Linked DNA regions of Homo sapiens: region 2 is linked to region 1. A link is a contact called in ENCODE Hi-C or POLR2A ChIA-PET data. All regions are on one chromosome and are shown on one strand. Each heading gives the region's core, a stretch centred on a gene start or an enhancer-like site at or near the end of the contact. The rest is flanking DNA. Distances are from core to core; before and after follow the strand shown. Region 1 has its middle 38 kb from the start of LINC03141. Region 2 overlaps CCND2 (cyclin D2).

What was found. A loop is a pair of places that touch in the nucleus more often than their neighbours do. ChIA-PET counts read pairs that join two places held with the same protein, here RNA polymerase II (POLR2A). Pooled maps may share reads with other maps.
Region 2: a loop to region 1 is called in a pooled map, with 4 times the contacts of the local background. The contact joins two enhancer-like sites. A Hi-C loop is called at or near these places in 3 of 50 pooled maps. POLR2A ChIA-PET finds 5 or more read pairs at or near these places in 2 of 52 experiments (activated CD8-positive, alpha-beta T cell and naive thymus-derived CD8-positive, alpha-beta T cell).

Annotation. Positions count from the first base shown.
Region 1 is chr12:3,972,779-3,975,500 of GRCh38, reverse strand. No RefSeq gene overlaps it. Among named protein-coding and RNA genes, the nearest start is that of LINC03141, 38 kb to the left of the region's middle. Within about 2 kb of position 1,325, at least 4 of the 41 ENCODE cell types and tissues checked have a DNase peak (open chromatin) inside an H3K27ac peak, as active enhancers do.
Region 2 is chr12:4,292,375-4,295,074 of GRCh38, reverse strand. The region is part of intron 4 of CCND2 (cyclin D2); the gene reads right to left. Among named protein-coding and RNA genes, the nearest start is that of CCND2-AS1, 18 kb to the right of the region's middle. RefSeq lists enhancers at 459-958, 959-1,460. Within about 2 kb of position 1,379, at least 4 of the 41 ENCODE cell types and tissues checked have a DNase peak (open chromatin) inside an H3K27ac peak, as active enhancers do.

The DNA.
Region 1 (2,722 bases), core at 76-2,575:
CATGCTTTCGTTACCGGTGGGGCTTGGATTTGAACCTGGGCAGTCCGAATATGAGTATCACCCGTGACCCTTATCTCCAGTACCTTCTGCTGTACTGTACCAGCCCACTCCCAATCTACAAAACAGAGAAGCAATTAAGCCAGGTCATTAAGTAATTTGTTATACATAATAGTATACACAAGAATGCTTGGGTAACATTGAATTTTTCTTAACTTTGGAAATGACCTTATAGTACTATCTTTTGTGCAAAAGCTGCTGAGGACATAATTCTCGCTCAGGAGTCAGAAGACTTTTTCTGTCAATGGCTAGGTAGTAAATATTTTAGGCTTTGCTGGCCTTACGGTCTTGGTTGCACCAACTCAGCCACTCAGGGCAAAAGCAGTCGTGGGCAATAGGGAAACATGGGCATTGGACACTCAAATTTTACTTTCATATCATATTCATATGCCACAACATATACTTCCTCTTTTGATTTCAGAAAAAAAAAAAAAAAGTGAATTTTTTTTTTTTTTTTTGGCGACAGAGTCTTGCTCTGTCGCCCAGGCTGGAGGGCAGTGGTGCGATCTCGGCTCACTGCAACCTCCGCCTCCCAGGTTCAAGCAGTTCTCTGCCTCAGCCTCCCAAGTAGCTGGGACTACAGGTGCCTGGCACCAGGCCTGGCTAATTTTTGTATTTTTAGTAGAGATGGGGTTTCACCATCTTGGCCAGGTTGGTCTTGAACTCCTGACCTCGTAATCTACCCGCCTTGGCCTCCCAAAGTGCTGGGATTACAGGCGTGAGCCACCGTGCCCGGCCAATCATTTTTAGTTTATAGGCCATGCAAAAACAGGCAGCAGGCAGGATTAGGTCAATGGACCCGAGTTTGTTAAGCCCTGTTCTTGCTAGCTGATTCTTCCACCTCATCGTAAGCTCTCCAAGGCCTGGGACCATGTTAGAGTCAGCTTGGCACACTACAGACATTTAATAGAAGTTTGTTGAGTTGAAAGGAATTGAACTTAGAAAGGGGGAGGAGAAGGAAGGCACTTCAGAAACCCCATCCTGCTTCATGCTCAGACAGGAACTAAACTCAAACAAGCGTGGGACATTCCTTCTTCCCTGCATACCTCACTTGCTTTTTGTAATAGTTTTGTTCACTTTTGATTGCACTGGTACCTGGCTTATCCAGGTCTATAGCTCTCACTATCTCTGTATGGCAGGTTTCAGACTGCAATTTGTAGATAGAGATCTTGAACGAGAGAAGAAGAGGCTCCCAGCTTCCTCTGCTGGGCTCTGGGCCAAGCTGTCCCTGTGGCACTTCAAGAGAGACAGGGACCTTCCAGGGGATTTAGTGGTTCCTCATTTGGCTGAGTAGCAAATCAGAATGCTTCTTTCTGATTTCTGCTCCTGATAGCATGGCACACAGATCAAAGGAAGAAGTGCTCCCAATAATACTGAAACCTTCTGCCTCCAGCTGCACAAGAACTATTTGGAAAGTGTGTGACTCTAGAAGGTATGCAGCTTAGAGCAGAGTAGAGGGCACCTCACTGAGGTTTTCTAAAGATCTATGAATTTGAGACCCTTATGATTCTGGAGCAGGAGAAATTCCAGTTGTCCTATCATATAGGCAGGCTATGACCTCTGAAGCCTTTTCCTAGTTGGAGACTCAGTTACTAGAAACAAAACCCTCATCCTCATCTCCAGATGAATCTGAAGAGTTCTATAGCCAATAAGGGTTAGCCTGGCACAAAGGCAATTTCTGGCTGCTTTTAGAGTGCGGGCGCTTCCTCGTGGGTGCCTTTCTGTGTGCACCTGCAGTGCCGGCATTGGTCACCGCTGAGGAGCCACCAGCCTGGAGCTGGGTTTTGGCAGGACAGAGTAAAAAAAAAACCGGGTTTTTCAGTTTGGATGGGATATATTTCAACTGAGCACGAGAATCTTCCCCCCACCCACGTTCTCCAACATCATCTACTCTGAACAAAACCTCCGTAAGACTGCTTCGATAATATGATTTATCTCCTTTTTCTGTTCAGCTCTGCCTTTAAAAAGTGTTAAACTGGTTAAGAAGGGGATTTCCCCAGGAGCGTGGCATGAGTTCTTTCTCTCTTTGGGAGATGTGCTTCCAATTTTTTGCGTTCTTTGCTGAGATAATCAGCAGTTTTTGTGTTTTTTTTTTAAGATGGAGTCTTGCTGTGTCACCCAGGCCGGAGTGCAGTGGTACAATCTTGGCTCACTGCAACCTCCGCCTCCCAGGTGCAAGCGATTCTCCTGTCTCAACCTCCCATTCTTTCTACTCTTCCTTCCCATTTTTACTGTACTTGTCCCTGAGTCTAGAATTATGCACACACCAAGCAGGGTGTTGCCTAGTCTGGAGATCTGAAGGGATCCCTAAGGTTTTTCCTCAGAATTGCCTGATATTTTACTCTTAGTGACTCACTTCTTTGGGTTAAGCATGAATTCTTTATTATATTTTTAAAAAATCAAAACAAAACAAGAACAAACTTGGCAGGAGTGATGACTTGTCATGGGAACAGTAATTATCACAGGAAAAACCCAGGTTTCTTCCTGATATGTCACGAAGAGGTTCAAAGTAGATGGAATATAGTGTAGGGTCAAGAACACCAAAGTTCCAGGAGCTTCTAGTCAAGAAAGTGAACAATGGCTTCCCCTTCCACTTCAACCAAAACCCCTCACTCTTCACCACAGCCCACAAGGCCCCTCGTGATCTATTTCCTGCCAACCTCTC
Region 2 (2,700 bases), core at 130-2,629, 320 kb before region 1:
GTGTGCTGGTGGGAAGTGAAGGCAGAGGAGATGGTGCAGTGGTGCTGATACCTGCAACTGGACATGCCAACTCCACATCGCCCGGGTCTTGCCCAAAGCAGGAGGGCAGGAGAATGCATGGGATTGGGGTGGGGGTAGAGATGAGGGCAGCCACCTGGAGAGAGGAAGACCTCCACCTTAAATCCAACCAGGTTGCTTCTATTAGAGGATCAAGCTGAGAGAAGAGTGGAGTTAGTGCTTCCAAAGGGGCTGGATTATAAGAAGACATACACAAATAATCACAGACTTGGAGAATTTGGAGGTCCAAAGGGCCTCTGGAAATCAAATAGCCAAATGCCCTCGTTTCCCAGCTAGGGAATGGAGCGTGGAGAGTTGACGTGGCTTGTCCCAGTGACATCTGGCTGAAAGCTCAGACTGGCTTTAGAAAGGGCAAGCCTCCAATTTCAGAACTCCTTTTTCCTATATACCTTGACTTCTAAGCTCTAAGTAAAGACATACAGACCAGAGAATCTCCAAGAAAAAGAGACAGAGCCCAAGTGGCTGGAAAAACACGAAAGCGCCTCTAATCAAAAGGTGTTACACGCATGTCAAGTGTGGCGGCTCTAGGACATCAGCTTTCCTGCAGCCTCCAAAGCACCAGCCATTGTGTTAAGATGCCCCAAATTAAGCTGATTAAAAGGGAAGCCATAATGCTCGTCTGTCAGCCTGGACAGGTGGTACCCTACCGCGCTGGCGGTCGGGCAGACCTCCAACTTCTATGATGATAGGCCCCCTCCCTTGCCCCCTTCCCTCCTGGCTGCCCCCGCCCCCAAGCCTGGAGCCCTCACAGCAGTGTTTGTGATCTTCAGCTCGTTACAAGGGCCTCTGACTTCCTCTGCTTGCTGGCTCGAGCTCCGCGCCCTGCACCCTCCTCTGCCTCCATGAATGGGCTGACGGAACTCCTACCATTAGCCCTCAGTGTAACTGCACCACCTCATTGTCACCACACACGCACTGCACTCAACAGGGGGACAAAGGGCTGAATGAGCCCCAGACCCGCGGCCAACTCAGGCAGAGACAACTTAGGAAACTATCTCATTCTTCCTTTCTTCACAGGCTGTTTGGCTTATTTCCTTGCATACCAAATGAGGCCCACAGAAAAATGAGGCAGGAGAGGGAGGCATCAGCCCCCGATTCTATTCCACCTCCCCACCCCCAGCTTCCAGCAACACTTCACAAGGTTCCTGACCACAGGCCCTGAAGAGTCCACAGAAGACAGAATCTGTAACAGTGGAGGCTTGAAAATGACATGTGGGGCGAGGGTGGCGGCACTTCCAGCTACGGAGCAGAAACACACAATGCTAAACCCCATGAATCACACACATGTGGTCGAAACTGAGACTTCTTCCACGGCGCCTCCACCTCCCTGCTTTTTAATAGCTCATTGATAACCAGGACCGTAAAATGCCAGGATGACCCTAAGGAAGGGATATCCTGGAATCTTCTCTGGGCAATATTTAAGAATGTGTCTAGGGACAGGGACGAGAGTTGAAACACTCCCTATTGGGTACTGTGTACACTGTCTGGGTGACGGGTTCGACTGAAGCCCAAACCTCAGCATCACACGATATATCCACGTAACAAACCGCACATGGATCCCCTGAATCTAAAGTTTTGTTTTTTGCTTTTTGTTTTTAAAGAATGTGACAAAGAGTTTTGATGTGACTTAGACAAAAAAGGATAAATATAAGGAACAGATGACTAGAGTCTTTCTTCTGTTAAGTATCTTGCAATAACTTCACAACACCTTTATGGCCTGTGAGCCTCCATTCCATTTTTTAGTTAGTGAATTTGTGCAACTGTGTCATATGAAAATGAAGCCACTTCATTTAACCTACTCTAAGATAAGGTTGGGGAAAACTCAGAAGGCTCGGAAGGCCCTGACACAGAATTGAAGTTAAAGAAAAGACACAGCTTTTCAAAGGACATGGACAGACCAGTGAATCGGAAACCCACTGGAAACCCATCTGCCTGCCTTTGTCCTTTGCTCCTTCCTTCCTCTTCCCTTCCTCTCTTAAGCATCACTCCCAATGACTCTGCCAGGGGCTCTGGATAAAGAGCTGAGGAAAAGCTGGGCCTTATTCAAGAGGTTCTATAGACAAGGAAGCAGTGAGATCAATGCTGGCACGCAGCCCGACTAGTGTGCAGAGGGGATGGAAGAGGACCCCGATTCAGCCCAAGGAAGCAGGGCCATGGTCACCGGGGACCCAGGCCAGTGGCACCCTCCCCTCTCAAACCTACCCAGGCACTGGACACCCCCAATAGACGTCCCCCCTACAGCCAAACTGCCTCTCTGGCTGTTTTTAGCAACTCTTACGATTGGAAGGAAAAAGTATTTAAAATATACCACTCTCTGAGACGTTTATTCCCTATAAAACTGTCAGGCCCCTCACTCAGCTTTCTCTTTGGAATGAAGCGTTCTGGTTTATTTTGGCAACCAGACGGAGCAACAAAGGCCGACTTTCTCAGAGCCGCATGCGTCCCTCATATCAAAGCTATCTGCTCCTGGCCAATGAACCACAGAGACTCGCCTGGCCATCTCACAAGAATCAGGGGGACCCTCTTTCCACAGCTCGATCCCCGACAACCCACGACCTAACCCCCAAAGTAACAGAGAGCATTGCAAGCTTGAAGAAATCAGAAACAGCAAGGTGTGTAGGA